2 separate regions of the Mus musculus genome follow, and region 1 is linked to region 2. The links are chromatin loops, found by intact Hi-C in ENCODE. Cell type or tissue: heart. All regions are shown on one strand.

Region 1 (8,000 bases), 65 kb before region 2:
TCAATATACCACAACTTACAATCTACTACTGTGTTACTACAGTAACCCTGAACGAGTTGATTAAAGCTTACTACACTGTGTTTCTTTTTCTTACTTATCTTTTGGAACGGGAAAACAGAAAGCTAGAGACAGGAACTGACTGGCTGAAAGGTACTGAGCACAGCAGAGCCGGGCTGGATCCAAAGGGGATGCTGATGGGGTCCCCAGAACCCAAAGAAGTACAACAGCAAGGTGGGAGGCCTGGGAAGCCCCAGCCCTGCGGATGGAGTATGGCTCCACTTTATGACACTTTGAGGAAAGAGTTTCAGTGTTGAAAAAAACCCTAAAATAAAAAGCCCCGAGGGTTGGCATACAGGCACTCGTGCTTATGCACATGTGTGCTGCCTCCCAGGACAGAACCTGATCGTCAAGGTTATTACACTCCAGCTGAAACTGAGATGAAGTGAGAGCAGGCTGCTAAGATGGCTCAGTGGCCAAACTTGATGACCAGTGAGTGCTCCGTATCCAGACTGTACATGGTGAAAACTCTACTGCAGTAGCACACACACATAAATGTAACAAGAAATCAAAAACTTAAATTATATAACTTGAGACCCCTACTGGCCTAGAGAGTTTAAGGCTTTTGAGCAAAGGGGAAAATGGGCTGGGGTTGTGTGGGAATGTCACTCAGGTGATAGTACTAACTGAACAGGAACAGCTACAAGCACAGATCAGGCATTTATGATTTTATGTATGTAAACACATACGCTATGTCTTCACACACACCAGAAGAAGAAATCAAATTGAATTATAGATTGTTGTGAGCTACTATGTGGTTGTTGGAAATTGAACTCAGAACCTCTGGAAGAGCAGCCAGTGCTTTAAAACTCCTAAGCCATCTCTTCAGCCCCTTCACCCACTTCCCAGAGCAGGCATTTTTAATGGCGACAGTCTGGACACCAGAGAGTATTGAGACCCTGCTTTAAGCAGTGGGGATGTTGCCGAGGACTGTGCCCCCAAATATCAAAAGCCTAGGGGTTATGTCAAGTCTAAGCCAGGCTCTTTAGGCCACATCTCTCTTCTGTAGTAATAGCTACCTATTGGATAGAAGGACAGGGACCCAGAAGGGGGGGTGGGGGAGGGGCTCTCACCTGCAGCGCCAGCTGACAGTCTTCAATCAGGCCCTGGACCAGGTAGTATCGGGCTTCACCTAGCAGCTCCCCGAGTTCTCTGGCACTCTCAGGCAGTGGCACCGACCCGTCCCGCAGGTAGTTGAGAATTGTGCCAAAGTGGCGGCCACTCCGGTCAATCAGCACCCAACCTGGTGGGGTGGGAAAAGGCAAAAGGAAGGATGGCTTGCTGGAGGCACTGGGGCTAATACATTGTTAGAAACTGATTCCAACGCCATAGGAAAACCTATATATGCCTGGCGCCACACCCCTTTAATCTCAGTATCTGGAAGGCAGAGGCAGGTGGATCTCTTGAGTTTGCGGCCAGCCTGGTGGTCTACAGAGTGAGTTCCAGCAGCCAAGGTGACATGAAAAAAACCCTGTGGGGACAGGGAGGCAACAAGAACGACAACAAGAAAACCTAATACTTACCTGTTTCAGACCTCTGCCATGTTCAAAAACTGTTTCAAACATCTCCAGTGTATCATACACACACCTGCCACGGAACAGATCCCTCCCAAATCTGCTGGGCAGTCAGAAGGCTCTCACCGTGGGAACGTTGTTTTAAAGTCAGGATCTCATTATGTAACCCAAACTGAGTGTTAGCAGTATAGGCAGGAGGCACCAGGCCCAGCTCACCATGGGGGAGATTCTTACCAAATTACCTTATCAATAAATGTAACCCCTTGTATTCATTTTAACCATCTAATTTAATGAAAAATGCCCACTTCAATCCTCCGGTTCACAACGATGAAGTAGTAACATTACTTGGAATACCAAGAATTACTGTGATTACATGAGATTTTCTTGCTTACTGGTCATTCCTACTCCATGCCCTCCCCAACTCCCTGCGGGGTGTGGGGCTAACTCCCCAAGATTCATCATTTCCCTTTACCAAACTTTCTCTAGCAGTAACTGACGCATCACAATACTAATCAAATAAGTGAATTTTCATCTTCGGTATTTGAAAGCCGAACTTCACCTCCTAAGTGTTTGCTTTTATCTATGTTAAGCCCTTCCCCTTAAAGCTATTCTACAATAAGTGAGTCCCAAATTTAAGGCAACACTCCCGAGAAGGTTAAGGTTCACCTGTCAAGAAAAGCTGCGCCCTTCACTTCGCATTCATGGATGATTCCTAGAGTGCGGGCACTGGGCACTTGTATTAGAGACAGACCAAATCTTTCCGTTCTCGAGGCTACCTGGGGCGGTTCTACCGCAGAGAGGCAAACAAAAGGCTGGGCAGTGGGAAGTAAGTGATAAAGGTTGTTTGAGGGGTACTGCTTGCAGTAGACCTGGTTCCTTGGCTGTTTGAACTAAGGGAAGAAGAGCAGATAATCGGCAATGGAGCGCTTGGCAGATGTTACTGCTGGAAGTAAAGGATTGGGGAAAGAGAGAGATTCTGAATTAGGAAAAGATAAGATGGGACTAGGGAGCCTGGAATGAACTGGGAGCTGGAGGGCAGCACGTGTACCGGCGGCACGCATACCTCCCGCGTCTGTGAGCACTTCAACGCGGCCGCTGAACATGGCCTTGAGCATGGTGTCCTGCCCCGTGAGGGTGCGCAGCGTGGTGTAATGCAGCGAGCCGCCCACGTTCAGCTTCACATACTTGCTGTTCGGGGTGAGGGGCTTCAGACTGTACGAGGGGGAGCCAGGCTCCACACTCGAGGGGCTAGGGGACTCCAAGCATTCGGCCGCAGCCGGCGCCGGGCCCGAGGCCTCGGCCGACATGCCAGTGAGCGGACGCGGGTGGCAGTCGGAGGCCCTCTCTGCGCCCCGGTCCGGTTCCCTGAGATCCCGCGACTCCAGCGCCGGCGCCCGGCCGCTCGGCGCACACGCCCACTCTCCACAGCTACTCCGCGACGTCCACCAGCCGCCCCATCGCGCGCTCTCTCCACCCGGAAGCCGGCGCGCGGAGCTGCGCAGGCGCGGCCAGGCCGAGGGCCGCGTCTCGGGGGCGGAGCCAAGAACCGGGGCGTGCGCAGTCGGTGGCGCCGTTGCAGTCCAGCCTGCGGGTTGGGGGGTGTGGTGTTCTGAGAAAACGTCTAAAGGATCCTTTGCCCCCTTGTTCATGTGGATGGAGAATACCGCAACCCGTGACGATTTCAGCAGCGCTTCATTCGCGTAAAAAGAAACAAGCGCAGAGGCTGAAGGTTGAGTATAGTTTTCCTAGCCCAGCTCAGTGCACTTGACAGACTGTTAGAAGAACCGTCAACAAAATGAAAGTTCACCGCGCGTGGTGGCACACACCTCTAATCCCAGCACTCGGGAGGCAGAGGCAGGCAGATTTCTGAGTTCGAGGCCAGCCTGGTCTACAAAGTGAGTTCCAGGACAGCCAGGGCTAAACAGAGGAACCCTGTCTCGAAAAAACCAAAAACCAAAACAAAAAAAAAAAAAAAAAAAAGAAAAAAGAAAGTTCTCCAATGAGGCCATAGGGTTTCCAGGGGACTCACAGGTTAGAAGGCGGGTGCAAAGAGTTCCCTGAAGGGAAAAGGATAGAGACCTGAATTACATATAACTAATTTTAGCCCTGGAGGCTGAGGCAGAGAGATTATGAGCTCCAGGGGATCCTGGCCTATACAGTCTTACCTATCTCAAAGCAAAAGGAGAACCATTAGGCAGGAACGTGGCGATTACAAGAATAAGACTGGACAAGCTAGTGAAGGTCTTAGAATCCCAGCTGTCATGAGACCTTCCAAGGAACCCCAAAAGAGAAGAAGGTATAGGGCATTGTGAACAAGAGGTGATAGCTGAGGTATTTAACAGCCTGCCCTAACGTCTGGAAGGGGTTTTGTCTTGGATGTTTAAGCAAAGTCAAACCAGGCAGTGTTGGCTCACACCTTTAATCCCAGCACTCAGGAGACAGAAGCAGGTGGCTCTCTGAGTTCAAGTCCAACCCTAGTCTACATAGAAAACCCCTGTGTCGGGAGAGAGTTCCAGTTTCTCTTCTCCAACTCTGTCACCAGCTGACTGGAAGATCTGGGCAAAGCTCCTCTCTCTGGGTCTGGTTGGTTCTTTTGCTGCTCAGTCAGGGGTACAAATCTAGTGTTGGCTCTGGAGAGGTAGCAGTGTGGAGAAGCAAAGTGGCTGTTAGAAGATGTTATCAAGAAATGTGTCCGGCACTGAAGAAACTTGTGTTCTGCCAAGAGGGATTGCCAAGCCTGCTCTCCCTACCAGGTGGAGCAGTGAGAAGGTAATTCTTGACTGGAACTTGCTCTCCTCCCTGAAGCCTTGCTGTTGCCAGGACTGGCCTAGCACCCATAGCGAGGCTGTGGCAGTGGCTTGGTCAGCTCAGTTTTACAAAACACCAATTTCAGGCAAATTCACACTCTGGTGGATAAGAAGCATATTCCATAATCATATCTGAACACAAAATGACCGAATATAACTCTCTCCTACAAATGCTAATTCTTTACTGTAGGAGGCATGGGGGAGGGGTCCTTGCACTCACAGATAAACACTTGGGGAATCTGTAATGTTAAGCACAGAAAGTTGTTCCTTCAAGGGAAGAAATGCTATACCTTGCAGAAGGCTGGAACCAGCCGTTAACTAACCTGGTGACCTTGGCTCTCTGTTTGGCAAGAGACTTCCAGCACCTAAAGAGAGTTGTAAATTTGTCTTCCACAGACAGTCTTTTTTTTTTTTAAGATGTATTTATTTATTATATGTAAGTACACTGTAGCTGTCTTCAGACACTCCAGAAGAAGGAGTCAGATCTCGTTACGGATGGTTGTGAGCCACCATGTGGTTGCTGGGATTTGAACTCCTGACCTTCGGAAGAGCAGTCGGGTGCTCTTACCCACTGAGCCATCTCACCAGCCCCAGACAGTCTTTAAAAGCTATCTTTATGTAATTTACAGAGTTTTGATGGAGTTACATCTGACCTGTATTTAGTTTTCTTTGTTCCTCAAAGAGATTTTGGTATGTTTTTTGTTTTGTTTTGTTTTGTTTTTAACTCAAATTCGAGTTAATTATTACCAGAATAAGTTTTCACCAAGTTGTGATGTGCTTAAATATGGATAAAATAAACTAGTTGGGGGTCAGACTTTCCAAATTTGAACCAACACTGGCTACTGGGGTCCTGTTGAGTTGAACTGCCTTCTTGACTCTGCAGGCTGCTGAAGGTCTGAGACCCCTGTGCTTTACACAGGGAGTTAGCCCTGATTCATTCCTTTCATCTTGTAGATAAGATTGAGGGGGAAGTCGGTTGGTTTGTGTATGCCAAACCAGCTTCAAATTTGAGAGACTCCTACCCCTCATCTAAGTAACAGAACAGACGCAGGCTACCACACCCAGCCAATGTGGTTCTGGTTATCAAATCCAGGGATCTGTGCGTGCCAGGCAAGCACTCTAAACTAAGCTACATCCCTAGCCAGCATAACAATGACTATGATAACCAGTAACAATTATTTCCACTTCCTGGGGCTGAAGAGATGGCTCAGATATAAAGCACACTGGATGTTCTTCCAGAGCAATAAAACTGTAACTAAGACATCTTCCATAGGTCCATCCTTAAGGCTTTTTTTTTTTTTTTTTTTTTTTTTACAAAATTAATTCTAAGCTTTGGTCCTGTAACAATTGAACCTGAACAAAACTGCTTCTGCTTAGACAGTTGTAACGCTACTAATAAATCTATCCCTGAGCTTGGTGTGGTGGTACACACCTTTAGATCCAGCAAGTTCCAGGACATTCATGACTGTGCAGAGAAACCCTGTCTCAGAAAAATAAACAGTAACTGAGTAAGTAAATCCTAGCCTGTCAGGAACAGAAACTAATATAACATCTGGGCTCTCTATAGGAGACTGTTTCCCAGTGCCCCCCTTACAACACACACATACACACACACACACACACACCCCACACACACACACACACACCACACCACACACACCACACACACACCACACACACATCACACACACACACACACACACACACACACACACACCACACACACACACACACCACACACATACCACATACACACACACCACACACACATCTCTCACACACACACACACACACACACACACCACACACACACCACATACACACCACACACACACCACACACACACCACACACACACCACACACACACACACACCACACACACACACACCACACACACACACCACACACACACACCACACACACACACACACACATACACACACACACCACACACCACACACACACACCACACACACACACACACACCACACACACCACACACACACACACACACGCACACACGCATTCTTGCTGTGTAAGTCGGGGTTTCACTGTAAACCAGTCTGTCCTGGAGCTCACAGAGAACTGCTTGCCTGTGCTTCCCAAGCACTGGGCTTAAAAGCAGGCGCTTCCATGCCCAGGTTAGTCCTCCTAATCGCTAGGGTTCCAGGGATGCCATACTGAGCCTAACTTCTAAGTCACCAAGTGAGAAAGCTGTAACTTCCCTCACAGAATCTGCCCACTGCAAGAGATGAAAAATTGCCCATGCCTTTTGTGATGCGTGATCCCTAGACCCCCACCCAATGTGACCTATACCCTAGTTGGTCCTGCTTGTAGGCTTTTTCCTTTCCTTCTACTTTATAGACATGGATGTTATTGGTGGTTGTCTTCAGATATTTTTAGTGACCTTTTTTTCCAGTGGGCCACGTTTTCATGAAAATGATGCCCAGAAATTTCTAAAATGGGTCAATAGGCTACTCTTGCTGTCTCCCAGCAGGGATGACTGAGTCCCTTATCATGCACACCACATGGGATAAACTTCTCTGAATAGGGATGATGCTACTGGAAAGGGTGATCCAAAACTCACCCCCCCACGCAACGCAAAGAACGCACCTTTTACTTAGTAGCTCAAAACCAGTTTCCATTTATATCCATTGACAAAGGGGAATGCAGACTGCACCAGGTGCTCTCCGCTGTGCCTGTACACTGCTGCTCTGGCAGAGTGCTCTGTGACTGCGCTGACAAAGCCGCGGCTGGAGTAGACTCCAGTTCAGTGCCTAGGACCCACGGTGTGTGGCTCACAGCCAGCCATCTCTAAGTCCAGCTCCAGAAGTTCAAAACTCCTCTGATCTCCAAGGGCATCCAAACAGACATGCATATGCAAAAATAATAAAACTTTAAAAAGAAAGAAAGAAAGAAAGGAAGGAAGGAAGGAAGGAAGGAAGGAAGAATGAAAGAAAAGAAAGAAAAGAAAGTCACTTCGAGCTTTTAAAAAGACAAGATGTGAGACTAGGCCTGCGGATGTGGGTCAGTGCTCACCTCACAGAAGGAAGCCCACAAGAGGAAGCCCTCTTCACTTCCTAGCTCCTGCACAAAAGAACCAAACTGAGCCTGATGAAGTGGCACTCTGGAGGCAGAGGCCGGAAGGGTCTCTGGGTCTGAGGCTAGCCTGGTCTACAGAGTGAGTTCCAGGATAGCCATGGCTACACAGAGAAAGCCTGCCTAGAGAAACAAAACAAAACAAAAGACAAAGACGCAGACAAAACGGGCTTCAGGCTCTGTGTTAGGATTCCTAGCTGTTTTTGTTCCTTGAGACTATGCGCGATGCCATTGTGTGATGTTCTCTGACCAGTGCCAAATGCTACAAAACGGCCTTTGTCATGCCACAGAGAGCCCTTCAACAAAAGGAGGGGACATTTATCTTAGTCCAACTACACATGTTTGCTCCTGATTAGCAAAATCCTGGAGAAGAGGCAGGATGTGTGATAGAGCCCAGGCTCCATCTGCCTGACCTGGAGGAGCCCCTGAGAGCCTGCTGTGGCCTGTTGCTCTTCTTTCAGATAGACTGTGTTCAGCCAGAGTCATTCCTGCTTCCTGACAGTGCTCTAAGCAGAGCAAAAC
Region 2 (8,000 bases):
GGCCGCTGAGCCGAAGCACCAGTGTTGCTTCCCACATCCTCAACGGCTCCTCCCACTTCTATTCCTGAAGTCCAGAGTGGTGGGCAGAGGAGTAGGGCAAGGTGGGAGTGGGTGGTGCCTGATCCTACAGGCAGTGTGCTTGAAGCCTACACAGTGGTGGTGGGGACAGATGTTGGCTCCAGCTCCCCCATCAGACCTCCTCATCTCATGAGCTTCTTGGGGCTGGCCAGTGACCCCAGGCCAGCTTGGGCATTGGTGCCCCAAGGCTGACCAGGAGCCCTGCCTCCCCACCATGGTGCCAGGGTCTCCCTCCATCACCACCTATAAAAGGTGGGAACTGTGAGTGTCAAATATTCATCTGGTCCCCTAGGGGAGGGGAAGGGTGGGTCTAGATATATTATATTTCAGAGAATTATACAACCCTTGTGATGGGGCCATGAACTGGGGACAACAGGGCCCCCAGACCTGGTGGAATGGCAGAGCAGGTCTGGTGCCAAAGCAAGGAGAATGGGAGGAGGCCTTCCTCCAGAAGGATCAGGGGTCTTGCAGTCAGGGTGCCTGAGTCTCACCATTCTCCTATTGCTGTCTGACGTCCTGTGCCGTCTTGTCTTTTTTTTTTTTTTTTTTTTTTTTTAAATTGGGGTCAGGGCTGGGGCGGGGGACAAGGGAAGGACCTTGGAAAGGGCTGCTGCCAAACCTGGGAGCAGTCATGGGAGCCCCTCTCAGCTATGGGGCTGGCACAGAGCCCTAGGGCGAGCTTTTAATAAACTGTTGGTTATTCTAACAGACCACAGGATGTCTCCCTTTTTGTCTAAGGTATGTGTGGAGAATTTATCAGTGGCAAGTGATAGTATTACTTGTGCTTAGTTGGGTGACGTGATTGAAGTTGTAGTGATTTTAGTGGGTGCACATATGACTAGAAGGTCATCAGCTTAAGTCCTTATTCTGCTTTGCTTTGGGATCCCATTTGTCTATCTTACTACACCTGGGCTCTGATTGGCCAGACGGGTCTACTAAAACTCCCTGTATGAGGCTAAGAGACCCTGGCGGCATGGGAATGAAGATGAACTGAGCCTGAGAGTGTGTGTGTTGTTGGGGTTGAGACCCAGGGCTTTATTCATGCTAGGCATACATTCTTGGAGTCAACTTTACATTGCTAAGGCCAGATTGGCCACACTGGAGGAGGGAGAGCCATACCCTCTCTGATACCATCTGGTGACAGACTGGATGACACAGTACAGGGGCTAGGACAACTCTGGAATCGATAAGAGAGAGAATTCGACTACTAAATTCTTGACCCCAAAGGACAGACAGGGCATGACGGTTTGGGACCAATTTGGATGAAGTAATTACAAACATTTTTTATTGAGTCTTTAAAAACAAACAACAGTCCACTCAAATGCCTGGAGAGGATGCTTGCACATGAACCCCAAGGCCATCTTAGAGAACATGAAATTGAGTAGTGTGCCAATAACTTGGATCCTGCCACTGTAGTCTGTCTTTGGAAGTTGCTTCCACTGACCAGGCTCTTGTATAACAGGGTAAGGTCCACCATGGACACGGGAGTTCAGCTGCTGTCACCGTCACTGCTGATGATATCACGCATATGGGACCAGTCTGGAGGTGCTTGGCGCGGCTGCTCCTCTTCTGAGTCCAGGGTTCGGCGATAAGTCTCTCCTGGGGAGGTCCCTTCCCCTGAAGGGTTCCAGGCATTTCGTCTTCGTGGCCGGCCTGGGAGGTGGGGAGAGAAAAATCAGTTCCCGGACCCCAGGCTCTTCCTTCCCTGAAGCAGAAATTGTTTACCTGTACTGCTGATGATGTTGGCAACATCCAGGGCAGCCACTTCAGCTGCCTCTTCCCGCTGCAGCTTCAGAGCGCGACACTTCTCCAAGGAAGGGTTCCCTGGAGCAGAAGCAGCTTGTGAGGCCTCCTCCCCAGTGCTCAGGCCCTCCTGTAGATCTCAGGCACACCCCTCTCACCCTTCATGCCCAGTGCTTCCAGCTCAGCCCTGAGGACACTCAGGCGCGCCTTGTGGGAGCTGCAGGAGCCCAGCAGCTTCTTGTAGTTTCGGTGGGCACCACAGGCTCGAATGTAACGCTTTAGTCTAGCCACAGCTGGGTGGTCCTCTCCACAGCGAGAGGCAGCCTAATAAGGAGTTTGCAGCTGAAGTCCCTTTTCCTGAGTGGATCCCACCCACCTGGTGTGTCCTCTCACCTTCCGACCTGTGGGTTCTGGACCTGAATCTGATGAAGATGAGGAACTTCGGGCCTTGCCCTTCTGACCTGTGGGTTCTGGACTCGAATCTGATGAAGATGAACAACTTCGGGCCTGGCCGTTCTTGGAGCTCTTGTTGGAAGAGCGGCTCTTCCTCTCCTCTTTGGTGTTTTGTCCTGCCTGGGAGTCACTCACTTCCCTCTCTGTGTCACTGTCACCATTACTGCTGCCTAGGCTGCCTGACTTTGTAGTGCCTTGAGCAGCTGCTTGCTCCTGTGTGCTGTTACTGTCATCCCTGCTGCTTGTGTTCTGCCTCCTCCCACTCTCGGTCTGGGTCCTGACCTTGCTCTTTCTCTTCACCGAGTGCTCTTCTCCCTCCTCACTGCTGTCCCCACTACCCACTGTGCCCTCTTCCTTCTCTGCCTCCCCCTTCTCACTGCTGTCCCCACTGCCCACTGTGCCTCCTTCCTTCTCTGCCTCCCCCTCCTCACTGCTGTCCCCACTGCCCACTGTGCCCCCTTCCTTCTCTGCCTCGCTGTCTCGCAAGCCTCCAGTTGGCCTCCCAGGCCTGCTTTTCTGCTTATAGCTCTTTCTCTCCCTGGCTGTTCTCTCTGCTCTGTTACTTCTGGATCTGGGCTCACTAAGCTCTTTCTTCTTAGCTGGGCTCTCCTCTCCGCTCTCTTCACTCTCCTCCTGGCAGTTAGCACCTGTGCTTCCCTCCACCTTTGCTCTCTGCAGCACAGCCTCCTCCTCACTGCTCCCACTCTCTTCCCTAACCTGCTTCCTGTCTGCCTTGAGTGGTACTTGCTTGTCTTTGGCCCCAGCTTGCTTTCTAACCTGGCCCTTCTGTTCTTGTTTCATGTCCTCCTCTTCCTCGGTGACCTTACCTGATCTAACAGAGCCCTCTGCTTCCCCCTCACTGCTCTCCTCCAATCCCATCTTTGCATCCAGGTCTGTTTGGTGGTCTTCATCTGTGCTCTCAACTGCTTTCTTTAAGGCTCTTCTTAGACATGTCTTCTTGGTTGTCCTGTTCTTTGTTGAGGGTCCTGAGCCATCTGGACTGGATGGTGAAGAGCTGGATTCTGAAACATGGGGATGGGACTGGATGGATTCCTCCCTCTCCTTCCATCTAGAATAGGATGCTTCTAGATCTACTCTGGTTAAGAGTGAAGGGCAGCAAGAAGCACCACAGCTGTGGCCCCAGCTGGTTCCTGACTCACTGTCCCCCAAGCCCCAGCCTTGCAATTAATACATGCGCCTCGCCTTTTGAAGAAACCAATGATGCTGGAGTCACAGACAGATAAACAGGGAAGAAGGCACTAACCTGACTCTGAATTAAAGCGGAACCTTTTCTTCTTTGGGTCACTGCAGGGAGCAGGAGACCTCTTCACTTTGATAAAGTCTGGCTTTCCTTCCCTGGTACCAGCATCCGCCTGTGGGTGCAGCATGAGGGCAAACCGAACCAAGATGCCCTGCCCCAACCCCTCAGCAACAAACCCTGTCTCTGCTGGCCCAGGGTTAGACCCACACCTGCATTTTCGGCAGCTCCTCCTCCACCAGCCGCTTCAACGCCTGCTTCTCTTCAGGTTCAAGATGATCCCGACCCACGTGAATCAAAAATTTCTGTCGCACGATGGCGTGCGTAACCGAGCTACAGAGACACGTGTCATGACAGAGTTCCAGCCTAACCCCTCCCCTTCACAACCCAGACTCTAATACCCAGACTCTATGCACCTGAGGTCCGGGCAAGCTCGAAAGAAGCTGCGAGTGAATTTTCGCATCTCATCTCCCGGCGCCATTTTGCGTCACCAGGGATTGGTTGCTCCCGCCTTTTTTTCTTCAAGGCTGGTTTCCCGAGCGACAGTAGTTTGCGCACGCGCAGTGCGGCGGCTTCGTGAGGAATGGGACCGTTGAGCCTCCGATGTGGAGCACTGAGACGGAAAACTTTGGCCGACCTTGCTTTTTCCTGAGCAGCTGGTGGGTCTTGAGCGAGGTTTCGACTCTTTGCTAAAACTACGTGTTAAAATTTTCGCTAGAAGCCGGTTCGGCGCCGGCAGTCTTTATAACGTAATCAGTTCAATCAATCCCTGTGGTCGGGATTAACAAATTAGGTCGCTTGTTTCGAAAGGCAGAAGGGAGACGGTATTCTCGCTAACATACTGAATTTCTGGTTATATTCTTTTGGTTCCAAATCTTTATAAACAGTTTACAATCAATAATTGTGCCCCCCCAGTGTCCAGCTCCTCTGTGACCTCAGCTCACCGCGAAGCCACTGGAAGCAGCGTTCCTTTCGGGTCTTCCCCCAGGAGGGCGGGCGGTGTGATTACGCTCCCCGCGCGCGGAGGACGCTGGGAGTTGTAGTCCGTTTCATACGGCGTTGCAAAGTCTCCGGAAGTGGAGGTGTGAGAGGCCGGGCGGACTTGGGTAGCGGGACTCTACTCCGGGGCGTTTCTCCCTGGCGGGTCATGAACGGACCAGCGGACGGCGAAGTGGACTACAAAAAGAAATACAGGAATCTGAAGCGGAAGCTCAAGTTCCTCATTTACGTGAGTGCCAGCGTGGGGCGGTTGTGGAGTGTGAGGCCTAACTCGGAGAGGACCTCAGTTTACCCATGTGGTAAAGGGGGTGAGTAGGGAGAGATGTCTCCGGGTTCTGGGTCTTTTATGGATTGCTCTTGGCTCAGCACCCGCCCTGTCCGCCGCAGGAGCACGAGTGCTTCCAGGAGGAGCTCAGAAAGGCGCAAAGGAAATTGCTGAAGGTTTCCCGAGACAAGAGGTAAGGCATCTTGTGGGCACGAGGGCACTGTTAACTCCCAGGGAATCCGTTCTTACGCCGTCCCGGAACAGGATCCCAAATGCATGCAGTCTTAGGAGGATCCAGTGGGTCTCCTAGGAGGGACTAGGTAGGGCTCAAGACCACCAAAATGGGGATACCCACCCTCCTTCCCACTTGTCTCAGTTTCCTTCTAGATCGACTTCTGCAGTATGAGAACGTGGATGAAGACTCCTCTGGTGAGCAAAGTCATGACCACTTTTAGGAAGATATGAGATACTGGCCCTTGAAACACGTGTTCCTAGGTCCACCCTCCTAGGGTCCGGAAGCTGATGCAGGCCCCTCCAATGGTTCTTAAGCCTAGTTGCTGCCTTCTGTCACCTTCTTCCTGTTTTGTCTTTTTTCACCCCATTGGACAAGGTTTCTCTGTGTAGTCCTTTTGTAGACCAGGCTAGCCTGAGGCTAGCCTCAGAAATCCGCCTGCCTCTGCCTCCAAAGAACACACCACGCCTCTGGATTTTCAAGTATTTCCTTATCCACTGTGTTCTAGGTACTGTGCTTGACACAGGCTGGCAAAATGAAGGAAGCCTCTGGCTGCTTGTCATTTCTATCAGTTGTCTATAATAAGTGAAAAAGTAAACTAGAAAGATAAAAGTAGTAGCCATTCCTGTAGTGCATGCCAGAGGCAGAGGCATAGAGTTTGTTACTGAGGCCCAATCTTTAAGAACAAAGGAGACTAACAACTCCTGAAAGCTGTCCACTAATCTCAAAACACTCGCTATAGCATGTAGGTATCTGCACAAACACACTAATGGTATTGAGAAGAAAAGTGGTTTTCTAGGATTTTTTAGAATTATTTATGTTATGTATATGAGTACACTGTAGCTGTCTTCAGACACACCAGAAGAGGGCATCCAGTCCCATTACAGATGGCCTTGAGCCACCACGTGGTTGCTGGGAATTGAACTCAGGACCTCTGGAAGAGCAAGCAGTCGGGCTCTTAACCACTGTACCATCTCTCCAAACCACAAACTAGAATTTTAAGTGATTGGCTAGAGCTTGACGAGGATTAAAGACGGCAGTAACTGCAGAATAACAGGCTGGGTTTCCTTTGCAAAGAGTCAGGAAAATATTTTACTTTATAAAATACTGTCATTGAAGCAAAAACTGCATGGCTCATGTGAAAGCAGCCACAGCCAGCATATTAGGAAACAAAACAACTCGTGTTTTATTAGAATTTTTATTTGTGAGCATGACATTTTGTATTTTATGTAGTTTCATAATCTTTATAGCGTTTTGCTGTTGTTGTTTGAGGTGTAGTCTTCATTTGTAGCTCTAGTTGGTCTTGAACTCATAGTCTCCTAACCAGGCCTCCCCGGTGCTAGAGTTTCATGCTTGTGCCACATGCCCACCCACCTGCGTGGTTTATTTTTTAACATACTTATTTTATGTGCATGGGTGTTTTGCCTGCCTGCCCTGCACACACAGTCCCTTCTGAGGTCGGGGAGGGCGCTGACGGAGTTACAGACAGTTGTAGGCAGTGAAGCGAGTGCCGGGAACTGAACCCAGGTCCTCTGCAAGAGAAGCCAGTGCTGTGCTCTTAGCTCCTGAGCCCACACCTAGTTTCTTTTGAGATAGCTTGTTGAGGAGCACAGACACTTGTTGCTGAACCTGACTGCCTGAATTCAATCCCCAGGTCTTACACTGTAGGAGACAAGGTTCTCTTCAGCTGTACTCTGACCTCCACGTGAGTGTGCCCATATGCACACAAATAAGTAAACGTAACTCTTTTTTTTTAATTTAAATATAAGTTTCAACCTAGCTAAATGAAACTATGTTTCAAAGAAAAGGGGGTGGGTTGTGAAGCAAAGTTTGGTGGAACAGGCCTTTAATCCCAGCCCGTCTTGAGAGGTACAGGCAGGAGAACCATGAGTTCATACGGCTACACAATGCTGTCTCTAAGTAAAAATGAAAAGCTACAAATGCAAAACCCACCTGGGCATGGTGCCTTGTATCTGTAATCCCAGCATTGGGAAGCTGAGACAGGAGGATATATCGCTCTAAGTTCCAAGCCGGCTTGAGCTACAAAGTAAGACCCTGTCTCAAATAAAACTAAACAAATGAGAGCCAGTTAGGCATGGTGAAACATGTCTCTAATGTTAACACTTCGGCCGGTGAGCTTGAAAGCCAGCCTCGTCTACATATTGAATTCCAAGCCAACCTGGGTTACCCAGAGCCATCTTATCAACAGTATGTTCCAGCTTGTAGAGCACAGAAAAGCAAGTATGATCTGAACTGTGTATGAATGAGAAAACAACTTTAAGCGGTGTGTAGGAATTGAAGCAGCAGTTCACCTGTGAGTGATGTCTAGGTGAGTGGTGTTGATGAGGACGGTCGGTGTGTGCGGCAAGAGCAGAAAGACAGATTGCTGGTTTTCCAACCTAAGTTTTGTTGTTGTTGTTGTTTTGTTTTGTTTTACAATTAACTTTAAATTGTAGGCAAAGAGCTAAAGAGATGTCTTTGCAGTTAAAAGCACCTACTGCTCTTGGGAAGGACCTGGGTTCAGTTCCCAGTACCTACGTGCAGCTCACAAGCATGTCACTGTTCCAGGGGGTTGAATGCCTTCTTCTGACTCTCTCAGACTTGTGCATGAACATTCCACACATACACATACTCACACACAAACACATAACATACACATAACATACACATAAACATGGGGAGAGAATAGCAGGAAGATCTCTCTGAGTTCCAGGCCATCCAGGGATGCACATACCTTGAGAGTGTTTCAGATATAAGTAAAGGATCCAAGATAACATGTATCATCTTGTGTGGTGAGTGCTGAGGGAATGGGGAGTCTCCTAGGAAGAACACTGAGCTAGCAATTAACCGAAGCGCCAGAGGCCCTGGACCATCTCCTTAGGATTTTGGTGGTTTTTGGGTTGGTTTGGTTTGGTTTTTCGAGACAGGGTTTCTCTGTGTAGCCTTGGCTGTCCTGGAACTCACTCTGTAGA

What was found. Peaks named below come from ENCODE experiments on the same cell type or tissue, not always from the same donor. Only the 100,000 strongest peaks of a DNase experiment are listed, where the experiment ranks them.
Region 1: a loop joins it to region 2, with 4 times the contacts of the local background. A loop is called at or near these places in 3 of 42 quality-filtered maps.

What each region holds. Positions count from the first base shown.
Region 1 is chr7:126,923,933-126,931,932 of GRCm38, reverse strand. It overlaps Kctd13 (potassium channel tetramerisation domain containing 13), which reads right to left and starts at 3,054. Exons shown (of 6, transcript NM_172747.2): 1 at 2,635-3,054; 2 at 1,131-1,300. The coding sequence starts at 2,878. It also overlaps a transcript of Tmem219 not described here. In heart, no CTCF peak of the experiment used is centred here; a DNase peak (open chromatin) is centred at 3,092; H3K4me3 peaks cover 1,804 bases; H3K27ac peaks cover 2,284 bases.
Region 2 is chr7:126,858,465-126,866,464 of GRCm38, reverse strand. It overlaps Ino80e (INO80 complex subunit E), which reads left to right and starts at 4,093. Exons shown (of 8, transcript NM_001370765.1): 1 at 4,093-4,191; 2 at 4,448-4,760; 3 at 4,919-4,989; 4 at 5,173-5,225. The coding sequence starts at 4,136. It overlaps Hirip3 (HIRA interacting protein 3), which reads right to left and starts at 4,493. Exons shown (of 7, transcript NM_172746.3): 1 at 3,949-4,493; 2 at 3,745-3,865; 3 at 3,539-3,647; 4 at 2,215-3,296; 5 at 1,980-2,145; 6 at 1,804-1,902; 7 at 1,343-1,731. The coding sequence starts at 4,013. The coding sequence ends at 1,568. It also overlaps a transcript of Taok2 not described here. In heart, a CTCF peak has its summit at 4,519; DNase peaks (open chromatin) are centred at 191, 4,084, 4,554 and 5,359; H3K4me3 peaks cover 3,718 bases; H3K27ac peaks cover 3,438 bases.